Regions from separate parts of the Homo sapiens genome. Here regions 2, 3, 4 and 5 are each linked to region 1. Evidence: read pairs that join two places in POLR2A ChIA-PET (ENCODE). Cell type or tissue: OCI-LY7. All regions are shown on one strand.

What was found. Peaks named below come from ENCODE experiments on the same cell type or tissue, not always from the same donor. Only the 100,000 strongest peaks of a DNase experiment are listed, where the experiment ranks them.
Region 2: POLR2A ChIA-PET joins it to region 1 with 10 read pairs; 12 of 35 experiments call an interaction of 5 or more read pairs at or near these places.
Region 3: POLR2A ChIA-PET joins it to region 1 with 11 read pairs; 15 of 35 experiments call an interaction of 5 or more read pairs at or near these places.
Region 4: POLR2A ChIA-PET joins it to region 1 with 11 read pairs; 16 of 35 experiments call an interaction of 5 or more read pairs at or near these places.
Region 5: POLR2A ChIA-PET joins it to region 1 with 12 read pairs; 15 of 35 experiments call an interaction of 5 or more read pairs at or near these places.

The regions. Positions count from the first base shown.
Region 1 is chr11:83,061,045-83,066,044 of GRCh38, reverse strand. All of the region lies in intron 1 of RAB30 (RAB30, member RAS oncogene family), which reads left to right. Among named protein-coding and RNA genes, the nearest start is that of RAB30, 8.4 kb to the left of the region's middle. In OCI-LY7, no CTCF peak of the experiment used is centred here; DNase peaks (open chromatin) are centred at 1,834, 2,674, 3,286 and 3,974; H3K4me3 peaks cover 4,743 bases; H3K27ac peaks cover 5,000 bases.
Region 2 is chr11:82,928,363-82,933,362 of GRCh38, reverse strand. DDIAS (DNA damage induced apoptosis suppressor) reads right to left here. Exons shown (of 6, transcript NM_145018.4): 4 at 4,425-4,586; 5 at 3,089-3,206; 6 at 1-1,631. Among named protein-coding and RNA genes, the nearest start is that of DDIAS, 29 kb to the right of the region's middle. In OCI-LY7, no CTCF peak of the experiment used is centred here; a DNase peak (open chromatin) is centred at 2,922; H3K4me3 peaks cover 1,861 bases; H3K27ac peaks cover 4,742 bases.
Region 3 is chr11:82,957,376-82,962,375 of GRCh38, reverse strand. It overlaps the pseudogene RPL7AP54. Among named protein-coding and RNA genes, the nearest start is that of DDIAS, 58 kb to the right of the region's middle. RefSeq lists an enhancer at 1,498-1,657. In OCI-LY7, no CTCF peak of the experiment used is centred here; DNase peaks (open chromatin) are centred at 1,445, 1,765 and 2,215; H3K4me3 peaks cover 1,469 bases; H3K27ac peaks cover 3,756 bases.
Region 4 is chr11:82,967,590-82,972,589 of GRCh38, reverse strand. No RefSeq gene overlaps it. Among named protein-coding and RNA genes, the nearest start is that of DDIAS, 68 kb to the right of the region's middle. RefSeq lists enhancers at 681-770, 831-910. In OCI-LY7, no CTCF peak of the experiment used is centred here; DNase peaks (open chromatin) are centred at 2,139 and 2,599; H3K4me3 peaks cover 1,656 bases; H3K27ac peaks cover 5,000 bases.
Region 5 is chr11:83,005,241-83,010,240 of GRCh38, reverse strand. The region is part of intron 1 of RAB30 (RAB30, member RAS oncogene family); the gene reads left to right. Among named protein-coding and RNA genes, the nearest start is that of SNORA70E, 34 kb to the left of the region's middle. RefSeq lists an enhancer at 2,315-2,374. In OCI-LY7, CTCF peaks have their summits at 2,067 and 2,270 (motif pointing right); DNase peaks (open chromatin) are centred at 2,150 and 3,130; H3K27ac peaks cover 951 bases.

The DNA of each region.
Region 1 (5,000 bases):
ACTACGTAGGCCTCCTCAAGATTAGCCTAACGTAGCAGTTCTTAATTCATGCCTGAAAGGTCCTCAGGAAGACCATGAACCTTTGAGATCATGTTAAATTGTATACGTATACATATTTATGTGCTGGAGTTCATACGTACATGCACATATTTTTGTATCATACGCGTGTGTCCTTGAGCAAATTACTTAATCTCTTTGAGCCTCTGTTTCTTTGTAAGGTTGTTGGGAGGTTCACATGATGAGATCATGTGTTTTAAATGTCTGACACTATGCTTGGTATAGCTGGTGCTCATGGTAGCTGTTTTTAACATTATTTATCCTTTTAAACATTTTATTTATTGGGTGGTGCTTGTTTAGTATCCACAGTGACAAAATGAGGAAAAAGATAATTTAGTGTAACTACACAACCTGATTCAATGGGAAGTACACAACATCACTGATGTAGAATTTTTGCCAGAAATGCTTAACTTAAATCTAACCATGGGGCTGGGCATAGTAGCTCACATCTGGAATCCTAGCACTTTGGGAGGCCACGGCAGGAAGATTACTTGAGCCCAGGAGTTCAAGACCACCCTGGGCAACATAGGGAGACTCTGTCTTCTCCTTTCCTTTCCTTTCCATTCCTTTCCTTTTCTCTCTTTCCTTTCTCTCTTTCTTTCCAGAGCCTCACTCTGTTGCCTAGGCTAGAGTGCAGTGGTGTGATCACAGCTCACTGCAACCTCTACCTCCTAGGCTCAAGGGATCCTCCCATCTCAGACTCCTGAGCAGTGGGGACCACAGGTGTGCACCACCATGCCTGACTAAATTAAATTTTTTTTTTGTAGAGACAAACTGTCACTATGTTGCCCAGGCTAGTCTTGAACTCCTGGGCTCAAGTGGTCCTCCCATTTTAGCCTCCCAAAGTGTGAGCCACTGTGCCCAGCTCTTGTCTCTATTAAAAGAAAAAAAAAATCTAACCATAAATAAATAATCAGACAAATCCAGATTGTGGGACATACTGCAAAATAACTGGCTTATGATCTTCAAAAATGTCACGCATGAAAGACAACAAAAATGGAAGGTATGAGGGACGACAATCTATATTAAGGGAGACTAAAGAGATATGACAACCAAATGGAACATGTAATCCTAGATTGGATCCTGGACTTAAAAAAAAAAGCTACAAAAGACATTTTCAGGATAATCGGGGAAATTTGAATGGGAGCTACATATTAGATAATCAGTAACAATGTTAGTTTTCTTGGATGTGATAATGATTCCATTTGTTTAACCTGACACGTTGTAGATATTGGTATATGATCAGCTGGCGTTCCTGAATGTCTTCAGGAATGTCATAGCAAAGCTAGAACACATCAAGGGCTGCTTCAGGAGGTAGTGATTTTCCTGGTCATTTCAAGTATTTAATCAGCCTATGGGCTGGGATACCACTTTTTGGGACATTGTAAGTGTTGTTTTATATCCTTTCTAAATACAATCCTGTATTCTGTGACTGGAAACTTCTACAGCTGGCACTCTATGTGTGACATTACTAGAGGGAGCAATGCAGGAGGAACATTAGCTGTTCCCAAATCGAAGGGAAAAGGTACCTAAATATATATCTCAAATTTGTTTTTTGATTCTAGAATTGACATAAGATTGGCTGGGCGCAGTGGCTTATGCTTGTAATCCCAACACTTTGGGAGGCTGAGACAGGTGAATTGCTTGAGTCCAGGACTTTGAGACCAGCCTGGGCAACATGGTGAAACTCTGTCTCTACAAAAAATATGAAGATATTTTTGTATTTTTTAGCTGGGTGTGGTGGCGCACACCTGTGTCCCAGCTATGGGGAAGGGTGCGGCTGAGGCAGGAGGATCCCTTAAGCCCCAGAGGTCAAGGCTGCAGTGAGCCCTGATCATGAGACCTTGTCTTAAAAAAAGAAAAGAAAGAAATAACATAAGATTAATTAAAATTCATTACAGAAAAACACATGGACTGTATAGGGAAAGTCCTCTTTAATTCTACCCACAAAGATAATCAACTGTTAGATTTTGATGTGTATTCTTCTGTCATTTTTCCCCATATGTGTACTAGCAATATTATTATAGCACATGTAATTCTGCTTGTTCTCTTTTACTTAATATATTTTGGGCATTTCCCCCATGTATTTGCATATTGCTCCAACTTACCTGTTTTAATGGTTGTTGGGAACTGTGCTACAGTGAGCCTTTGAGTACCTCATTTTATTATGAATTTGTGGGAATATTTCTGTAAGATATCTTTCAGGGGGCAGAAATGCTGAGTCCAAGGGCACTAGCATTGCCCCCTGATTTAAATTCTTGTCAGCAATGTTGAGAGGGCTAACTCTACATACCTTTGCCAAGTCCATTAGCCACTTGGGCTGAACTCTTTTACTAAGGGAAGCTAGTTGCGAAGGGTGAACAGAACGGGGGCAAAAATTGAACTACGGAGTTCCTGCTGGTTTTTGTGATGGTGGTAATAAAAGTTGATGTGTAAATAATGTAGAAATCCCTGGAAGAGAGAAATACTTTATCCCTGCCTGCAACACAGTACAGTGTTTAAAAAGTGAACTGAAACAATAAAGCAGTCAAGAGTTTTCCCCAGAGAATTCTGCAGAAAAATTTTATTTTCTAGTTACGGTTAGTTAACTTCACTAAAATGTGGACGTCATCAACCTTGAAATGAAAATATCTTCTGCTCACTTCCTCTACATCTCAGTCATGCAACCACATTGCAAAGAGAATTTAAGCTCCACTTTTAAAATATCTGAAGCAGGTGGTTAAAAGGCCCGAGTGTTCATTTTTCTGAATTTCAGTAGAAGCAATCAAAGGGCAGATTTTTGGCATTTTTCTTTAGAGAAGCAGGTGTGAGCTTAGGAGTGGCCATCAGTGAGTCACTTTGCCCTAACAGGAACCCTGGGGAAGAGATTGTGAGGATCGCAGCCATGAATTATTTTCACTCTTTAGCCACTGTGGCTGGGTGAAGCAAACAAAAAATTTGAGCTGTTTGCTACGTGGACAACTTATCTTTTTTTTTTTTTTTTTTGAGACGGAGTCCCACTCTGTCACCCAGGCTGGAGTGCAGTGGCGCAATCTTGGCTCACTGCAACCTCCAACTCCTGGGTTCAAGCGATTCTCTTGCCTCAGCCTACCGAGCAGCTGGGATTACAGGTGCCCACCACCATGCCTGGCTAATTTTTTTGTATTTTTAGTAGAGATGGGGTTCCGCCTTGTTGGCCAGGCTGGTCTCAAACTCCTGACCTCAGGCGATCCGCCCACTTCAGCCTCTCAAAGTGCTGGGATTACAGGTGTGAGCCACCATGCCTGGCTGAGCCTCAGTTTCTTTATCTATAAAATGGGGATTATTGTGGGGCTCAAAGGAGATGTTGTGTATAAAAGGACTTTGGCAAATTTATGTGCACATAAATATATTCTGTTGTCAAAGGGTTCATGTCTCAAACTCTCAAACTGAGCAAGTTCATACTAGTCTTTCCTTTAACTCCAGTGGCCTTTGTAGGCTGAATGACTTTTTGAAAGGAATTCTGTCTCATGTTGTCTAATTGTTCCTTCTTCAGCCAGTGTTTGTGTGCTAAATGCAAGGTCCTGTGCTGGGTATTCTGATAAAAAAACAAAGGTGGAACCATCTGAGTGCTTTCCTTGTTCACCACTTTAATTGTAGGAAACTAATATCTTTTAATGAGAGTCTTCAATAAAAGATGCTCTACAAAGTTGTATTGTGGATGCTGTCTTATTATCTCAATTCTAGGCAGTAGAATTTAGCTCAATTTTTTACATACAAATGAGGAACCAATTTTCAGTAAGGTTAAGTAAACTTGTTTTGTTTTTCGACATGACCTAGCCCTCCCCTCCCACTCTGAAAAATGCAGATATAGACCCTAGGTAGGCTTTCTGAAACCAAAACTATACTGTTTCTGTAGCTGCTTCCTGTTCTTGCCTTGCCTTCTGATTGAAAATATAAGCTTCATGAAGCCAGGACCGTCTGGTGGCATTTACTTTCATATGGTTCATGTTATTTTCAGGCACGGGGGAAGAGTTTTCTGTAGACCTTTTGTTCACTGGAGCCATAATGTGAACTGTCATAGCATCTACTGGGTGCCAGGTGGTTTATGTTTTATTTGATTCTTTTTCCAACTTAATTCGAAACCTTTCAAACCTTTAGAGCAATTGCAAAAATAGTACAGTGAAGCCAGGCACTGTGGTGCACACTGGTAGTCCCAGCTACTCAGGAACAGGAAGAATGCTTGAGCCCAGGAATTCAAGAGCAGCCTGGGCAACGTTGTAAGACCCCATCTTTAAAAAAAAAAAAAAAAAAAAAAAGAAAAGAAAGAAAAAAATCCCACCTAAAAAAACAAAAAACAAACGAAAAACATTCCATGTACCTTTTATCTGGATTAATTTGCTTTTGTCTTTACACACATACACACACACGTGTGCACACACACAGATACTTTTTCTAAACCACTTGAAAGTAAGTTGCAGATATCGCCATGCTTTGTCTCTAGGCCCTTAAGCATATATCCCCTAAGAACAAGGACATTCTCCCATGTAATCACAATACCATTACATGGAAACAATCATATTTTTCTGATTTCCTCAGTCGTTCCAATGTCCTTTATAACTTTTAAAAAATTTTTCTGATCCAGAATCTTATCAAGACTACTTACCCAATACAGTTGTGTTCTTTAGTTTCCTTTAATGTAGCATATTACCTGTATTAGTCAGTGTTCTCCAGAGACAGAACCAATAGGATGGATGGATGGATTGATGGATGGATAGACAGAGAGAGAGGGAGAAAGAGAGAGAGAGAGAGAGAGGTGGGAAGAGATTTGTTAGGGCGATAGGCTCGTGTGATTATGGAGGTTGAGAAGTCCCATGACAGGCTGTCTATGAGCTGGAGACCCTGGGATGCTGGTAGCTTAGTGCAGTCCAAGTTGAAAGTCCTTGGAACTGGGGAAGCTGACAGTGGAACTCTCAGTCTGAGGC
Region 2 (5,000 bases), 130 kb after region 1:
GCATCATAGCTACCTTCATAACCAATAGAATAGCTCTGTGTTACGTTGTTATTGATATGTCCCCAAGGCATTTCTTTCAATGTATTTGTACTTCTATTTGGACTATTGCAAAGAGTTTCTAAAGGATATGTAAGTTTCCTGCAAATTGTAAAACTGTCATCTTGGTTCTTGGACCACCTACAATATTGTTTATTTTCTAATTTGCAAAGATCAGAGACATCATTATACTTCCTATAACACAGAGTTGTCAACTTTTCATTCATTTCTGAAACTGATATTTCTCCACATCCATTCAAATATTTGTTATTTAGACTAGAATGGTCACTCTCCCTGTGTGGTGAGATTCTGATAGTCTTCTTAAGAGTAACTATTGTTTCTAAATCTTTTGAAGATGAAGACAGAGCTGACAGGTAAGGATTCGGTAAAAAATATTCTGACATATCTCTTCCATTATGATTTACAGAGACAGCCTCTACTTTGTTATCTGGTTGTGACTCCTTTTCAACACTAGGACTTAGATTTCCTTTACAGTTGAAAAGGAAGTCATCTTTGCTACAGTTTGCTTTGACTATTACTTGTGATGATCTTAAAGCTATAGGTGGTGTATGCAGGGCTCCAGTAGTTCTCTGGGGAGTCACAGATAACCTGCTGTGGTCTGCATGAAATTTATCAATGTCATTATCTACATGATGTTTCCTACTACTGACATCTGCCTGGGTTACAGCAATCTCACTTTCAAGAACTGCCAGAAACTTGTTCAGGCTTTCAGAGAATGGCAGATCATCCCAAATTTGAGGGTCACCATCCTGGGAACTGCTGGCTGTCTCTTCAAGTCTGAGTAACGAAGGTGGACAACATGCAGATCTCTTCTGAAGGCTAGTTGGGGTATCTATACCATGATGCTGAAAACATGGTAGCTCATGCTGGGACCTATTTTTAATTTCCACTGCACTGTGGAAGGATTTTGTATTACTTGACTCAAGGGGCTCTCGCATTTCCAAAGAGAATAAATTAGAGTCATTAACTCCAATTTCATGATGACTGCTGTGAACTGCACTCAGCTCCTTAGCTTGTAAGCCAAGTTCTTTACCCAACTTTTCTGCTGTACTCTTTTTATCCATATATGAAACAAGGCTCCATGAATCCTGAATGGGATCATGGCAGCTACTGGAACCAGTGGCCTCTGCAATGGAGATGGACTTTCTGTTCTGCTGAAGAGTACCAAAGGCCTTACTTTGTTCTGAAGCTGAAAAATCATCATTATCTGTTAGTTGTGAAACAATGCAAGTGAATTCAAGTGATGGCTGCCAGAATTTTGAAAAAGTATCCTTGCTGCAGGACTTGAAAAAATCAGAAGTGCTGTCAGAAGTATATATGCTGCTGAGATCACTATTTGAGTGATCTAAAGCAAGTAAGTGATTGTTAGGTGCCTGAGAGTCACACTGAAGTTTCCTGAAATTAAAAGTCTGCAAAAGTTGATGGAAGTAGTCAATGACAGTAAAGCCTGCAATACCTGGGTCTGGTAGAACAATCTGGCAAGCCACTAGTGCTTTGGCTTTTCTTTTGTGGTCAGAGCATTGCTGTAAGAAGTTACTGGCATCTGAACCTTGTCCAGGTTGGTTTTCAAAATTCTGTGAAAGAAGCAAAGAAATTTAAGTAAGAATAAAATTGTCTTCCATTTACTTAAACATGAAACAGAAATTTAGCCAGGCACAGTGGCTCATGCCTGTAATCCCAGCACTTTGAGAGGCCGAGGCAGGCAGATCACTTGAGCCTCAAGAGTTTGAGACCAGACTGGGCAACATGGTAAAACCTCTCCTCTAAAAAAAATACCCCCACAAAAATTAGCTGGGCATGGTGGCGTGTGCCTGTAGTCTCAGCTACTCAGGAGGCTGGGGTGGGAGATCACCAGAGCCTAGGGAGGTCAAGGCTGCAGTGAGCCATGATCTTGGTACTGCAGTCCAGCCTGGGTGACAGAGTGAGATTCTGTCTCAAAAATAAAATAAAATAAACAGATTTAAAAGGTTAAAACAGATACAACTATTACCTCCATCCCCCAATTCCAATTTCGATTCTGTTAGTTTTATAGGCAAAGTAGCATATGTAAGAGAATATAAACCTTAGAGTAAAGAGCTTGTTTAAACTGATTTGAAGAAATCCTAGTTCCCGCATTTATTAATAGTGTTGAGACTTTGGACAATTTATTTAACCTGAGTCTTCTCCTTTATAAAATAAAAATAAAAATAAAAATGCAGGATTACTGTTTAGTAATAAAATGGAAAACTGCACAGTGCTTAGAAAATAGCAGTGGCTCAATAAATGGCAACTATCATAGTTCTCTTTAGCTAAGGAAAGAGAGGAGGGGAGGGGAGGGGAAAAAGGGGAGGAGGAAAAAGAAGAGAGGAGAGAAAAGGACTGTCTACGATTTTAACAAGTAAAGCTCTGTAGCCGTTGATTCTACCTTCCCTTTGGATTTTTCTCACTCTTCTGTTGTGGAGTCCTCTTTTAAAACCCTGATTCCAGTGTGGAAAAAAATGTCTCTTTGTTCCCTTTAGCATAGATGAGACAGAAAACTATTACTCCTTCAAAGTCAAAGGAGTAACTTCTTTTTTTTTTAACTTCTTCTACAGTCACTTTTATATTTAAGACCATCTTTCTTAATCTAGTTTTAGTATTCTTATCAATACTCAAGATACTTTGCCTTCAGTGTTCCATTATTCTCTTTTATAGAAGACAGAATTAAAAAGCTAGAGAATTGGTGGAAGTTTTACTATAGAATTTGAACAAAATCCGGAGGGCAAAATAAATACTAAATACCAAAAACAAATATCTAACATTTCTAAATATATAATAAATTTATATTTTTAAGCTCTGAAAGCATTTGAAGTAGGCTCCCCTGACTTTCGAAAGAGGAAGTTGTCACACATGGTGTTTTAACAGACCACCTATAGGCTATTTTTACATAGTTTAAAGTGTTTCTACAGGCCTTCACATGTACAGAACTCCTAACAACTATTTAGAAAATTCACATAATTCATTACAATGGAAATGTTAACAGATTATTAAAAAGAAAGCTAGTCTCAATTACCGTCACTCCAAAAATAAAGCTTTGTCCAACAAAGCAAGTTTCAACTGCTTTAGTTAATAGATTCTGAGTTGTATCATTGTCCAGTGTTTCTGGAATTTTATTAGGATCCTGAATGTACCTTGATTGGAAAAAAAGTAAAAAATGTGAAGCAATGAACTTTGAAATTTTACTTGCCATAAAGTCAGAGACACAATTAATTTGAAAATGCAGCATGAACCTTTTATAGAGGAAAAAAAGTGACTTTAAGAGCCAGGCAGTTTGTTCTCTCTAGTTTCTCATAGCACAGAAAAATCAACAAAACCAATTGATCAAGTGGGAGTAAAGTAGTTACCTGCCTAACCATCAGGCCCGGCAATGATTATAAGGAAAAATAAAAGTGGCAGTGGGAATAGTGGTGGCATCTCTAGCTCTTCACTTGAAAGCAGGAAAAAGTCATCCCTTTTCTCTGATAAGCCTGGTTGTGGTCCCTTTATTGTCTCAAGCACAAAAATGTGGACATAGATTTCTTGCATGTGATTAGGGGAGGAGGGCAGAAGACTGAGGGGGAAGAAAAGCTTTTTTTTTTTTTTTTGAGACAGAGTCTCGCTCTGTCTCCCAGGCTGGAGTGCAGTGGTGCAATCTTGGCTCACTACAAGCTCTGCCTCCTGGGTTCATGCCATTCTCCTGCCTCAGCCTCCCGGCGTAGCTGGGACTACAGGCGCCCACCACCATGCCCAGCTAATTTTTTGTATTTTTAGTAGAGATGGGGTTTCACCGTGTTAGCCAGGATGGTCTCCATCTCCTGACCTTGTGATCCGCCCGCCTCGGCCTCCCAAAGCGCTGGGATTACAGGCGTGAGCTACCGCGCCCGGCCAAGAAAAGCTTTAATTGCTTATTCTTATATTCTCAGGACAATGTCGTAAAAGGTCAAACTATGCAAATTAAATTGCAATACAGATAAAAAATAAAATTTCAATTTCTGAAATGCAAATATTCCCTCAAATAGATTCTTCTGCCTCAGGGGAACCTAACTGTTTCAATGCTAACCTCAATTTGGATAATTCTTCAATTTGAAATGATGTTACTTTCTTAGCCTCTATTTCTGTAACTTGGATTAGAGATTTATAACTTAATATTCTAATTACAGATTAATTACCCTAAATAAAAGGAGACTGTTTTAATATCATCATAATATGTATTCAGGAAATAAACATCTTTCTTACTTGCTTGTCTTTTAAAGGAATTGACAATCTGGGGTTGAATGATTATCTTTCTACAAAAATGCATATTGCCTTATAAACTTGTATCTTCAAATTCTAAGGGCAGTCAGGAAAAAGGATGTTTTAAGTATTCTTACCTGTGCAAACCAGTGGCAGTAAGACCAAAAAATGTATCTAAGCAACTTCCAAATACAGTAATAACAAACAATTTGTTTGATTCTGCAACTTTTAAGGAAAGTTTGTATCTGTAATTGGCATTTCCAGATTCACCAGTAGAGCCACATTTTGGACAATTAGACCTAGAAAAGTGGTGGAAAAAAGTGTGGAGATGTTCATTAAATGTTTTTCATATGATGAAAAATCCAGAACAGTAAAAATTTAAAATAACATTTTGTGTATAAATGCTCCTACACAACTCAAATTCTTCTTAAACTCTTTCAGATCAACTTATTTTAAATTTCTCTAGTCAGAATAGTTAGCGTTACTGATTTAAATTAAACAGCCCCAAGTTGATAGAAATACATACCAAATTGATGGAAAACTAAAGGAGAACTGTGCATGAAAGAGAGGACGAAAAGGCCGGGCGCGGTGGTTCACACCTGTAATCCCAGCACTTTGGGAGGCCGAGGCGGGTGGGTCACCAGGTCAGGAGATTGAGACCATCCTAGCTAACACGGTAAAACCCTGTCTCTACTAAAAATACATAAAAATTA
Region 3 (5,000 bases), 100 kb after region 1:
ATACACCCAAAGGAATATAAATCATTCTATTATGAAGACACAGGCATATGTTCATTGCAACACTATTCACAATACCAAAGACATGGAATCAACCTAAATGCCCATCAATGATAGACTGCATAAAGAAAATGTGGTATATGTATACCAAGGAATACTATGCAGCCATAAAAAAGAATGAGCTCAACTAGCTGGGCATGGTGGTATGTGCCTGTAGTTTCAGCTATTTGGGAGGCTGAGGTGGGAGGATGACTTGAATCCAGGAGACAGAGGTTGCAGTGAGCTGAGATTGCACCACTATACTCCATCCTGGGTGACAGAGCCAGACCCTGTCTTAAAATAAAAAAGAATGAGATTGTGTCATGTCCTTTGCAGGAACATGGATGGAGCTGGAGGCCATTATCCTTAACAAACTAATGCAGGAACAGAAAACCAAATATGGCATGTTCCCACTTATAAGTGGGAGCTAAGTGATAAGAACACATGGACACACAGAGGGGAACAACACACACTGTGGCCTATTGGGGGGTGGAAGGTGGGAGGAGGGAGAGGATCAGGAAAAATAACTAATGGGTACTATGCTTAATACCTGGGTGACAAAATAATCTGTACAAAAACCCCCCATGACACAAGTTTACCTATGTAAAGAACCTGCACAAGTACCCCTGAACTTAAAATAAAAGTTAAATAAATTAAAAAAACAAAAAATACAGGGTAAATGCCATAGTGTCTGGTACATAATAGGCATACAGTAAATGATGAGTAATATTACATGTATAAAATAAAACGTTAATTATCTAGCAGGCCATTGAGAGATGGTGTCTAGTTAATTAGGCTGAATGGCTACTCAGTTACAGGTTTAATATTAGAGTCACCATATCCACTTGCCTGTGTTATATAAGAAAGAAATACTCCAAGATAAAGGAAGAGTTGTAAGATATTGTCAATGGCATTTATCGACCCTAATTAACTTAATCACGTCCATTCAGCTTGTTCAAGTTTATATTTGTTCAAATGCTTTCAATCAATCTGTCTTCATCTGTTACCGGCCAAACTGAAAGCCCTGAGACAAGTAATCTCTTTAAGCCCTGCTGAAATATAGCTATTTTGCCAAACATACAATACCCTAAGCTTGGATCTTGAAAAAGGTGATAAATACTTCTCCAGCAACTGCTGGTTTTGGGGCCTCTGTTTAGACATCTTGCATAATATTTTTTTCATGATTCTTTTGGTTGGTTGATTTTGCAATTATTGAAGTCGTAATCAATAACAAGTATATACAGCACCTGGATCTGATTACAGGCACTGTTGTATCCATTAACCCAGCTCTGAGCCCTTGCAGTTACTTTCACCAAATGAAAGGCTGCTGGGCACCCCTGTGTTTTACAATGTCATGTTATTATTTCCCACTCAAGGCAGGCAAGGGGTGGACAAACAGCTTGTCTTGGCACAGCTGGTGCCTCTAGTTAGCAGAAAATGCTTCAGACTGTGAAGGAGCTGTACGGAAGGGCCAAGTGGTCATGCACTTTGGCTTGGCACATAAAGGGATCTTATTAGAGGAAAGGTGTGATTTTTTTTTTTTACAGGTGAATTTATGTTTCTCCCTTGGAGGCAACTTTCTCTAATCACATCACAAATTAGGCTGAAAAACAAGTGATAGATCAGAGAAAACCACTGCAGGATACCTAACCTATGCTTGACCTTAAGTTATTCAAGTAGTGGCAGACATTGATCAACAGGAAGGAAGGTGTTTCACCGAGAAATGTCTAGCTTGAGAGATGAGGGTTCATGCAGCATTCTCCTTTAGCCTCATGAGTGGCAGTGCAGAGTACTGGAAAAATTAGAGCTCTGGTTCTGCCACTTATTAGTGACATGGTCTTAGCCTTGAGAAAGTTACTCGACCTCTGTAAACTCAGTTTACAAAGTTTACAAAAATATTTTCCTCAATCCTCATAGGTTACTTATAAGGAATAAATGAGCAAGTATGTAAAATATCTAAGAGATGGCTCAGAGGGAGAGGCTCCACATATTAGAGTCTTTTGCTTCCCTCTGTATAATGCACATATTCCTTTTTTTCAAAAAATTGATCTTTAAACATCTTTAATATGAACTAAAACATGAATACGGAAAAAGTGTATTATGTAATGGAACTATTATAAACACCCTTGTATTTGTGTCAGGAAATAGAACTTTGCCAGCCACCCCAGAATCTCTTCTTTCCACCTCAAAGTAACCGCTATTTTCACTTTCGTAGTCATCAAGGAAGTGATGCACCCAAATGTGTATCTCAAGGCACTTAAGTTTAATCTTGCCCATTCAAAAAAAAAAAACAACTAATATACATTTTAAATAATTTTAGTATATATCTCTTTCTCTCCCTTACAGTAATCTGTGGAAGAATGTGAACTGTTTGACCTGCAGTTTCTCACAGTCTGGATTTTGCTGATTTTATATTTATGGTGGAGGTCTGCATGTTCTGTCAGTTGTATATTTTTCATATTGACAGCTGGATGCAGAGGGAGTATACTCATGTTTAATCCCTTTGGGAAGATTATAGGAAGTGGTATCTTCTTCCATCAGAAAGCAGATATCTTCTTGTCTCTCTTTGGAATGTTAGCAACCATCGACGCTCATTGAGTGCATCCATTATTTGTTGGGGGTTACAAAATGGTAATATTCCATTTCTACCATTTAATAAATGCATTAATTAAAATATTTTTATAAAGAGAGCTTCCCTTCACCTATTTGGTTATCCAATGGTACAATTCATGAGAGAAAAGCAAGATAAATTTTTAATTTTTTTCCCTTTTTACCAGTTATCAACATAATAAATTGGTTCTCTATCATTATCTGAAGGTGATTAGTGTTTTTTTAATTGTTCAAAACCGTGAAAAATATTAAATGTCAGGTTTTTGTTTTGCCTTGTTTTTTTTAAGAGATGAGGTCTTATTTTGTCACCCAGGCAGAAGTGCAGTGGCATGATCATAGCTCACTGCCATATCGAACTCTTGGGCTCAAGGGATCCTCCTGCCTCAGCCTCTCAAGTAGCTGAGATTAAAGACTTGTGCAATTGTGCCTGGCTAACATTTTCATTTTCATTTTTTGTAGAGATGGGGTCTTGCCATCTTGTCCAGGCCAGTCTTGAACTCCTGGGCTCAGTTTTTTTTTTTCTTTTTTTTTGGAGACAGGGTCTTGCTATGTGCCCAAGCCTCCAAACTCCTGAGCTCAAGTGATCCTCTTGCCTCAGCCTCCCAGGTAGCTGGGATTATGGGTGCATTCCACCACATTTGGCTTTGAAGGTGACTAGTTTTTAAAATATTATAAACTTATGAAATATACTTATGTATTTATAAAAATACTATATACACTATCTCTAATTTTTAAATCATTTTTTATATTCTTCCAGTAATATTCTATGCATACTAAATTATTTGTGTATCTTGACAGATATTTGTTTTACTATTTTGCTATTGCAAACAATGCTTTATGGAATATTTTTCTTTTATACTTTCTCATATATGAGTGTATTTGTGAGATAAATTCCTGGAAGTGGGATTGCTGCTTTTAAAAGAGCACATCAATTTAAAATTTTCATAAATAATGCCAATTTATTTTCCACATAATTAATACCAATTACATTCTCATTGTCTTAATCCATTTTGGGCTGCCGTAACAAAAAAAATCTGAGACTAGGTAATTTATATCTATGATAAATAAAATAAAATACATTTCTCATACTTCTGGAGGCTGGTAAGTCCAAGATCAAGGTGCTCACATCTGGTTTCTGGTGAGGGCCTTTTTGCTGCATCCTCACATGATGAAAGGACAAGTTGGAAAGCTAGCTAAATGCTACGTGAAGCCTCTTTTATATGTGCCTTAATTCTATTGATGAGGGAGGAACCCCATGGCCTAATCACCTCCTACAGATCCCACCTCTTAATACTATCACATTGGCAACACCTGAATTTTGGAGGAAACACATTCAAATCATAGCACCAATTGACACTGTATCAGTAGTAAGGCATTCTTTCAAAAAAATACTTTCAATTGGGTGGGGATGTAGGGCATAAGAGGTCAGAAAAGAAAGCTTGAATTCTTTTTGGCTGAAGGAGAATTTTTTATTATCTTTCTGTACAGAAAACTCAACAGTGTGCATTTAACTAAGCTTAGTGGCATGTTTTTTAGCCTTTGTCTTTTCTGGCTTGGCATTGTAAGCCACAGATTTTGGACCCAGGATGTTGCCTCCCCATTGATGGTGGATCTCATTATATCTGTCATTGTAATTGATCCTGAAGCTCCCAAAGTTTAGCTAAAGCTCCTTGTTTTTTCCATTTAACCTGTGTGAAGGTGACAATGATGCAGGTCCTCCTGTGGACTAAACTTCCCGGCCTTGCCTTCTCTTTGATAACACAGTAAGGGACCCCCATTTTACAACACAGGGCTGGCAGGAAGACAACCAGCTTGATGGGATCCATATCTTGTGCAGTCAGCACCAGCTGAGACTTCTTGTTCACCATTGAGTTGGTGACAGTATTAACCCCTGCTTGAAGGACAGGTGAACTCTTAGTGGGGATGTCTCCATTGCTGGCAGCATTCCTGTCAGCATGGGCCAACAATTCCTGCTTCTTCTCTTGCTTTGTCACTGGTCTGTACTCGTGGGCCAGCTTAAGAAGCTGAGCAGCTGTTAGGAGGTCCAAGGCCTGGGTAAACTGGTTAATCACAAGAGGCACTTCCAGTGACCTACAGAGGATAGTTCTTTGCTGCTGCAACCTAATATAATGAGGCCATTTGACAAAGTGAGTGAGATCCCTTTGGGGTGGATGTCCTGTCCAGTGCTAAAATTCTTAGGCCTTTTCTCAAACAGGGGAGATTCACCACTTTCTTGGCTTCTTGCTTCTTCATGACAGCAGGGGCCCCAGCCATCTTCTTCCCCTTGGTCTTATTTTGTTTTAGCATCTTGGGTGGCTAGAGAAGAGACAACAGAAAGCTCAAATTTTAACAGA
Region 4 (5,000 bases), 93 kb after region 1:
ATTTTCTACAAAATTAGTAATGAGATTACTCATCACTAGCAGGACATTCACTCCTTCACCCATCCATTTATTCACCACTTATTGAACATGTACCATAGGGCAGGCACAAGAGTCTGCCTTTTAGATGCCCCCATCTCCACTGCAAAAGTCATAGATTTGTACCTTTTCTTGAAATTCATTTCCACTCCAATCCTTACCTCTCACCCTCTGCCTTGGGCGTGCATTTCAGAGATGAATGTCCTGGACTAAGAGTACAGTAGGTCATGAAACATGATAGAGTTAACAGGATGACAAAGGGGTCAAACCTTTGACCTTGGGCTCTCTGGCATAGTGTTCTTTAGTTAATTGAACATAGGCAAACTGTAACCCTTTCTGCCACTATTATTTGGTATTTATAAAGTATTGGGCTTTGAAAATCATCTGCTATAATTTTGTTATTGTCCTATGTCAGCTTATCTGCAGTTGGTAGGAGGCTCTTAATTTTGCTATTTTAGCACCTTCACTAAAAGAATGTGTTTGCAGAAATTTCTTTTCTAAATTCACACGTGTCATGGTTTTTACCTGTTCCATTATTAATATTAGTTTGAACCACATGGAATTGGCATTCTTATAAGTCAAAAACAGCCAGATACTTGCAATTTTATATCATTCTCATATTGTGTCCAGAATTGGTGGGTTCTTGGTCTTACTGACTTCAAGAATGAAACCACGGAGGCTTGCGGTGAGTGCTACAGTTCTTAAAGGCGCCGTGTCCGGAGTTTGTTCCTTCTGGTGGGTTTGTGGTCTAGCTGGCTCAGGAGTGAAGCTGCAGACCTTTGAGGTGAGTGTTACAGCTCATAAAAGCAGTGTGGACCAAAAAAAGCGAGCAGCAGCAAGATTTATTGCAAAGAGCCAAAGAATAAAACCTACACAGTGTGGAAGGTAACCTCAGCAGCTTGCCACTGCTGGCTCCGGCAGCCTGCTTTTATTCTCTCATCTGGCCCCACCCACATCCTGCTGATTGGTCCATTTTACAGAGAGCCGACTGGTCTGTTTTACAGAGAGCTGATTGGTCCATTTTGACAGGGTGCTGATTGGTGCGTTTACAATCCCTGAGCTGGACACAAAAGTTCTCCAGGTCCCCACTAGATTAGCTAGATGCAGAGTGCCAATTGGTATATTCACAATCCCTTATCTAGACTTAAAGGTTCTCCAAGTCCCCACCAGATCAGCTAGACACAGAGCACTGATTGGTGCATTTACAAACCTTGAGCTAGACACAGTGCTGATGGGTGCATTTACAATCCCTTAGCTAGACATAAAGGTTCTCCAAGTCCCCACCAGATTAGCTAGATACAGAGTGCTGTTTGGTGCATCCACAAACCTGAGCTAGACACACGGTGCTGATTGGTGTGTTTACTATCCCCCAGCTAGGCATAAAGGTTCTAGACTCAGGTCCCCACTAGACTCAGGAGCCCAGCTGGCTTCACCCAGTGGATCTGCCACCGGGGCGCAGGTGGAGCTGCCTTACAGTCCCGCGCCGTGAGCCTGCCCGGACTCCTCAGCCCTTGGGCGGTCGATGGGACCGGGCGCCTTGGAGCATGGGGCGGCGCTGGTAAGGGAGGCTCAGGCCGCGCAGGAGCCCACGGTGGTGAGGGGGAGACTCAGGCATGGCGGGCTGCCGCTCCCGAGCCCTACCCCGCGGGGAGGCAGCTAAGGCCCGGCGAAAAATCGAGCGCAGCGCCGGTGGGCCAGCACTGCTGGGGGACCCGGCGCACCCTCCGCAGCTGCTGGCCCGGGTGCTAAACCCCTTACTGCACGGGCCGGCAGGGCCGGCGGGCCGCTCCCAGTGCGGGGCCCGCCAAGTCCACGCCCACCCGGAACTCTAGCTGGCACGCAAGCGCCGCGTGCAGCCCCGGTTCCCGCCTGTCCCTCTCCCTCCACACCTCCCCGCAAGCCCAGGGAGCCGGCTCCGGCCTCGGCCAGCCCAGAGAAGGGCTCCCATGGTGCAGCGGCGGGCTGAAGGGCTCCTCAAGCGCGGCCAGAATGGACGGCGAGGCCGAGGAGGCACCGAGAGCGAGCGACGCTGCGCGGGCTGCCAGCATGCTGTCACCTCTCAATATGATCTTGTAAGTCATAGCAGCAAAGACTGGCAGGCAAATGCCACTTTAAGTTTTTTCATTCTGCTTTGTTTTAACCACTAAGGGAATTTGGACAAGTTAGTTTGCCTTGCACATTGGTTTTTCCACTAGTTAAATGGGACAAATTGCAAACTTGCATATAATTTTAAAATGCTCATTCATATAAAAATCATTACAGATCACTGAAAAAAAGCATAAATACAGTTTATTCCTAAAATATCAAAATGTTTAGATCATTGTGCTTCTCACATGGGCAGTGTAATACTACAGATACACAATTCTTTGGCAAACTGGAAATCAGTATTTTGAAAAACATTGAGGATCACTATTACTAATTGACTCAGTTATTCCATGTCTGCTACCTGGCAGACTATAATTGATATATGCTATCTATATACCTCAAAACGCATCTGCAACTGAGAGATGAAACCTCGAGCTATAGTTAAACCATAATCACATGGGTGTACTTTCGGCCAGGTGCTCACATCTGAATAGTTCAAGACCTGTAGTACATTTCAGGAACTGAAATATCTTATTTCCATTACTTGCAAGAAACACATGTTAATAATATAAGACATCTTATCTGTATTTTCATGCCTGGAATTTATTCGGGCCATAGAATGGTTACATTTTCACATCTAGATCAAAATAAGCTTGGAGAAACAGTGTTTCTGACTTTGATCTTAGAGATGAACCCACAAGAATTAAAAACTGTATGAGGCCTGACATTCTACAAAGTTTACTGATGCTCATATTTATATTTAATCTTCATCGTAACCCTGTGAAGTACTTTCAGCTCCTGAAGTACAATGCATACAGATTTTGAGGCAAGGCAAAGATTAAGACACTGCTTTGAACATGGAAATATTCTGAGCAAAGGGAATGAAGAGTACAAAGGCTTTAGGCCAAAGTACCTATATTATTTTGGACAAGTTACTTAACCTGTTTTCACCTCGGTTTTCTCATTTGTTAAATGAGGATCTCAATGCTTGTCTTCATTTATTTGCCAGTTACCTATTATTATGCGCCAGGTAGTGTTCTAGTGACTGGAACTATAGCAGTGAACAAAATAAAAAAAAGGTACTTTTGTGGAATTTGCATCATAGCATGGAAGGGGTAGAAAATAAAGAAATGTATAGTACATCAAGTGGTGATAATGACTATGAAGAAAATAAGGCCAGGCATGGTGGCTCACACCTGTAATCCCAGCACTTTTGGAGGCCAAGGTGGGCAGATTGCTTGGGCCCAGGAGTTCAAGACCAGCCTGGTCAATATGGCGAAATCCCTTCTCTACAAAATACAAAAAATTAGCTGGCATGCTGGTGCATGCCTGTAGTCCCAGCTACTCAGGAGGCTGAGGTGGAAGGATCACTTGAGGAGGAGGTCAAGGCTGCAGTGAGCAGTGATTGTGCCATGGCACTCCAGCCTGAGTGAGGGTGAGAAAGAAAAAACAAACCAGGGAAAGGTCATGATGGTGGAGTGTTGCTAATTTATGTATGGTGGTCAAGGGAAGGCTTCATTGATAATGTGTCATTTGAAAATAGACCTGAAAGAAGTGAGGAAGGGAACAGTATACAAATCTTGATGAAACATGTTCTAGGCAGAGGGAACAGAATGTGCACAGACATTAAGGCAAAAGAATTCCTGGTTCTCTAGGAGCATCAGGGATTCTGGTATGGGTGAAACAAAATCAATGAATGGGGCAAGGATAGATGAGATTTGAGGGGGATACTGGCATAGATCACAGCACCTTGGAGGCCATTGCAAGGACTTTGGTTTTCACCTAGAGTAAAATGGCAGCCCTTGGAGGGTTTTGAGTAGAGGAGCAATTTGGATTTATATTTTAACATGGTCACTCTGCTGCCCTGTAGAATAGATTATAAAGGGGCAAAGGCAGAAGAAATGAAACCATCTAGGGAGACTACTGGTAAACTGCAGGTGAGAAAAGGTGACTTGTACCATAGGAGTAAGTTTGGAGATTGTGGGAAGTGCTCTTGATTCTGGCTATATCTTATTTAACTTTGTATTATATTATAGAAAATGTCAACATAGATAAAAGCAAAATAGTGTAATGATACTTTATGTACACATAATTATCAATTCATGGTCAATAATTGCAACAATTATCAACTCACGGTCAATAATTGCAATAATTATCAACTCATGGTCAATTTTATTTTATCTATATTCCCCCCATTTTCTCCATTCTGTATTATTTTGAAGCAAGGCCCATACATCATACAATTTTTTTCTTAATTTTTAAATTTCAATTTAATTTAATAACTTTTTTTTAGAGATGGGGGTCTTGCTTTATTGCCCAGGCTGGTCTTGAACTCCTGGCCTCAAGCAGTCCTCCCACCTTGGCCTCCAAAAGTGCTGGGATTACAAATATGAGCGCCTGCACCTGGCTCATCATACAACTTCATCCAGAAATATTCCAGTATGTATCATTAAAGGACAAGAGTTTTAAAAACAACCATAATATCGTTATTGTATCTGAAAAGTTTTAAATATATCTTTGATATCCTCAAGCATGGATTCTGTATTTTTTTAAAAAATATAGAACCTATAGGTCTATTTATTTATTTTTTTTAGAGACAGGATGTCTTTCTGTTGCCCAGGCTGGAGTGCAGTGGCACAATCACAGCTCACTGCAGCCCTGAACTCTTATGCTCAAGCAATTCTGCTACCTCAGTCTCCCAAAGTGCTGGAATTACAGACCTGAGCCACCGTGCCAGGTCTGGGTTTATTTTTTTTTTGTAAGATAATGCTAATAATTTGGACACTGACAGCTGTTTTACTAATCGATGGGCCATTATGAGCAGAATTATTTGGCTTTAGAAAATTGTGCAACGCAAACACAAAAACAAACACCCAACC
Region 5 (5,000 bases), 56 kb after region 1:
GGCCTCAAGCGATCCTTCCTTCTTGCCCTCCCAAAGCACTGGGATAACAGGCACAAGCCACCACGCCCAGTCCAAGTATTTATTTCATAATGCTGTATCATGTGGCTTCTCTGTTAGCCCTTCTCTATTGGTATATAGAGGTTTTACTTCTCCCTCCATCTTGGGGGTCATCTTAGCCAGATGTGGTGGCCCACACCTGTAATCCCAGCACTTTGAAAGTCCAAGGCAGGAGGATCACTTGAGGGCAGGAGTTCAAGACCAGCCTGGACAACATAGTGAGACCACATCTCTACAGAAAGTAAAAGTAAGTAAATAGGTAAATCTTTGTGCACATTTAGGAAGCATTCTGTAGGAAAATTCCCAGAAGCAGAATTTTCCTCTTGCTGGGTTGAAGTGTGTGGACCTTGTGAAGGCTTTTGATGAGTATTGAAAGGCTTTTGATGAGTATTGAAAAGTTGCTATTGAGGAAAGTTGTGCCTCTTTCTACTTCACCTGTTAATGTTTGGATGCCATTCCTGCCTTCAGTAGGTTAACACCAGTGGCCATTTATTTATCTGTTTATCTTGAAATAAGTTTGGACCTCTCTGGTCTTTTGTTATTTGTTTTTATTTTATTTTATTTTATTTTATTTATTTTTGGTGTTTTTGGCTCCCTGGGCATGTTGTTCCTGGGATTAAAATCCCAGAATTTATATTTTCTTTAGGATTTCCCTCAGGTTCCATCTGTTGCTAAATTTTACACATCCACATCTTCCACCCAGCTCTCAAACTGTACCCTGCAGCATGGTTACAGAATTCTTGATTTCATAGACTTTTTGAAATCTGGAACTCTTTGAAAGAGACTACTTATTTTGGCTTAAAAATTTCCCCGTTTTTGGCCGGGCGCGGTGGCTCACGCCTGTAATTCCAGCACTTTGGGAGGCCGAGGCGGGCGGATTGCCTGAGGTCAGAAGTTTGAGAACAGCCTGGCGAACATGGTGAAACCCAGTCTCTACTAAAAATATGAAAATTAGCCAGGCATGGTGGCGGGTGCCTGTAATCCCAGCTACTTGGGAGGCTGAGACAGAATTGCTTGAACCTGGGGTGTGGAGGTTGCAGTGAGCTGGGATCTCACCATTGTACTTCAGCCTGGGTGATGAGAAACTCTGCTCAAAAAAAAAAAAAAGGTTTCCCGCTTTTTGGCCATTTCTTTAATAAATACTTGTTGAATTCAACTTTAAGGAGCTCAGGGTTCATTGTTATGTGATGGAGTCTAACGTATATGGGAATTGAAGAGAGGTGAATTTGGGCCAGATTATGAAGAGCCTTGTTACACCATCCTACCTAAGGAGTTGAACTGCATCCTCAAGGCTGATAATTAGTTGGCACTTTTGGGAAAACACTTCGTAGACTGGCTGCAGGGAGCCTGGTTAGAAGTCCACAGTAGGCTGGGTGGGGGAGAGCTGACTAGTCCCTGAGCCATGTTGGTGCAGTGGGGACAGGGGTTAAGCAGGGGTGTATTCAAGCAGGCCTTGGTGACAGATAGGTTATGGTATGCTGTGTGAGTGTGTGTGCATGTGTGTGCGTCCATCCCTGCTGAGGGAAAATTTGTACCCTATCTTCTGCATAAGAATTTGCCATGATACAGGAATTTGCCAGGATAATGCACTGGAAAACACTTAGGAAACTAAAAGTGCTCTATAGATGTAAAAACATTGATAGTAACAGTATGTAAGAAATTCTGCCCAATGGGGTTGATTCAAGGATGCAATAATGGCCTGGTGTGTGTAAAGCTCTAGACAAGTAGTCATTCTTTTGCTTGACACAGGACCTGTCACAAACTTGGGAGAGTTCTTTTTTTGTCTTCATCTATTCAGGTTGCTGAGCATGTGGACACTTGCTTCCCTCTCACTTTTTCTCCTGCTTCCAGTGAGGAGGGAATCTGAACAGCTGAAGGAGGGGTCCAGCCTAGTGTGACAGTCTTCCAACAGGGAGAAGACATCTCTGTTCCTGGTAGGCCTCTGATCTCCGGGGCAGAGGACCATCAGGGGAAAGACTTGAGCCCAGTTCTGAGCCGTGGCCCTGACCTCTGGCTCCCTGGCCAGGCTGCTTTGTGTGTTCAGCCCGGTGGGAGGAGACTGAATAAGCTGATAAGAAGGTTCTTCCGGTCCAGCCAAGCAGGCGCAGGGAAGCTTCTGCAGAGGAAAGATTAGACACGGTCCCTGATTTAGAGAATACAAGGGGGAAGGCAATGGGGCAAAGCCCAGAGCTCTTTGCAGTGGTATTGTTTATTGTTGGAGGAGGACAACAGAGGGAGCCCCACCTGCTTGTGCAGAAGACAGAAACAGCAAGTTGGGTCTGCAAGTGCCTTTTTTAGGGCAGTTTAACAAACATGTTTTGCAGACAGAAGTCTCCAACTTGGAAGGGGGTCGATGAGTGGGAAGGGTATCCTTTTTCTTCCCCCAGGAAACAAAGCAGGAGTATTTCCAGGCACATCTGAGCCTCTTTGTCAAGCACCTGCTCCCAGGTGCTGTGGTACGAAACAAATTAGCCCCGCCTGGGGAGTTAACTGAGTGGGTCCTAAGCGGTGGCCTCTTCCCTTCTCTTCTCACCTATATGTGGAAAACCAAATCTGTGCTTAGTGTAGGGATGCTCCCCATGGCCAGCTTCTCACTATGGCAGAAAGAGCACCAGAAGATAATTCAGGTGTTTGCTTGGGTTAATGCTGATGAAATGCTGCTTTGTGGAATCATTCTCATGTTTGGAATCCCAAATCCGTTTTGTATTTCTAGGAATTAGGAAAATATCAAACATAATATATGAAGAATAAAATAAAATATTTGATTGTCTTGATTTTTGAAAATAGTATTATGGAGGTCTCAGGCCTGCTTTATTTTTCATTTTCATTTTTACTTTTTGCATATCTTGAAAAGTATTCTAAGGGCTGCTTCTGAGCTCCTTCCTCCTAACTCCACCCCCAATCCATGGCATGTGTTCATGCCAGCCACCCCTGACAGTTTTGTCTGTGGCCTTGCCCAATGGAGATTTATATGTGCAGATCTTATTTGTCCTGGCAGCAGCTCTGATTTGGAGTCAGGGGACCTGTGTTTGCTCTTCTGGCTCTGTTGCTTACATGCTGCGTGGCCTGAGGCAAGTCACTATCTTGGTTTCAAATCTCATTTCTGTAAAATGGGGAGAAAAAGATGAGCTCCTTCTGCTTCCTCAGAAATGTTCTGTGTCAGAGTGAAGTGAGAGTAATTTCTAAGCTGTAAGAATGTGTGAGAGTTTTGTTTTTATTCATGACACAAGCAAGCTATTGTTTGATCCATTGGTTTTGGCTGCCATACTGTGGATACTTGGTTTTGAGGGAAGTTGGTCTGAAAGAATGAATCCTCCTTGTAGAGACTCACTGTGCTGAGACATGGTTTAGAGAAAGCAGTGATACACACAATGAACTGGAAAAGCAACTCCAGAGTCTGGGTGGGACATTCCTTCCTGGGGTCCCTGTCCCATGAAGGGGTGCAGCTGGGCAAAGAGAAAGACACAAAGATTGAAACAGAGTACCCCAAATAGATTTTTTTTTAAACAGGGCCTCTCTCCCTGTATTAGGAAAACTGTCTTGCTTTTGAAGCACTACTATAGACTGAATAAAAAGGCAGAGTATAATTTAAGAGTTGGAGGTTATCTTCTTTCCTAGAAAGAGCTAAATATTATAGCCTCCCCAGGGGCAACTACTGTTGCCAGTTTCTTTTGTGTCATTCCAAAAATATCTTGTGCCTATACAGATATAGAATCATATGCCCCCGCCCTTTCTTCATACTGTAAACACACCATTCTTTGCCTTGCTTCTTTCATTTAATACATCTTGCAGATATCCATAGCAGGCTGTGTGGTGGTCCATTGTTGTATGGCTACCTTAATCTATATAACCATTTTCTGCTAATGGACTTTTAGGTTGTTTTTATAATTGCTATTCCAAATACTGTTGTAATAAATATCCTACTACATGTGCCTTTGTGAGTATAAATGTGATAGATTCCTAGAAGTGCAATTGCTGGGTCAGAGGGTTTGTAATAGCGTTTTTAGCTTTAAATCAATAGTGCTCTCCATAGAGGTTGCATTGATTTACCTCCCACCAGTAGTATACAAGTGCCCCATTTCTCCATAGTGTCACCAGTACAGGATAAACTTGGCCAATCTGAGATGAATGGCCTCTTATTATAACTACATATAGTTAAAATTATAATTTATAAGTATAAATTTACTATAGTTTGAATTTACTTTTGTAAGATTGATCAGTTTTTTAAAAAAAAAAATGTAAGTGCTATTTTTATTCCTTTCTTGTGAATTATCTGCTCATGTCCTTAGCCTATTTTTTCTAGTCGGTTATTGAATTTTTCTTATTCATTTTGTAGGAACTTTTTATGCATGTAATCAATTAGACCTTAATAATATATATTGCAGTCAGTTCTTCATTTTTATTGTTTTGCCATACAGAATTTTTGAAACATTTAGTGAAATTTCTCAGCCTTTTTACTTTATAGCCTTGATTTTGAGTAATTCTTAGAAAGCCTTCTCTACTTTAAGGTTTTATATATATGTATATATATAATGTTTTCTTCTAGTACTTTTATGCCTTCAGTTTTTTAGATCCAAACTTTGAATCCATCCAGAATTTATTTTAGTATAAGGAGTGAGACAGACCTCCAACTTAATTTTTTTCCACAAAGACCTGGGTTTTGAATCCAGGCACTTTTACTCATTAGCTGTTTGATTTTTGAACTAATTAATCTCTCTGAACCTCAGTTTTCTTATCTGTATAATGGGAATATTAATACCCATTTGATGGCCTACTGAAAAGATTAAATAAGATTACATGTGGAAAACATTTAGCACCGTTCCTAGCACACAGTGTGTTCAAATCATGGTCCAAATGGCCAGGAACCTGGGGACACATAGTGTGTTCTGGCAGAGGAGAAATTCTAGGTAGCCAGGATACAGAGGCCACCTTGTGACTCACCA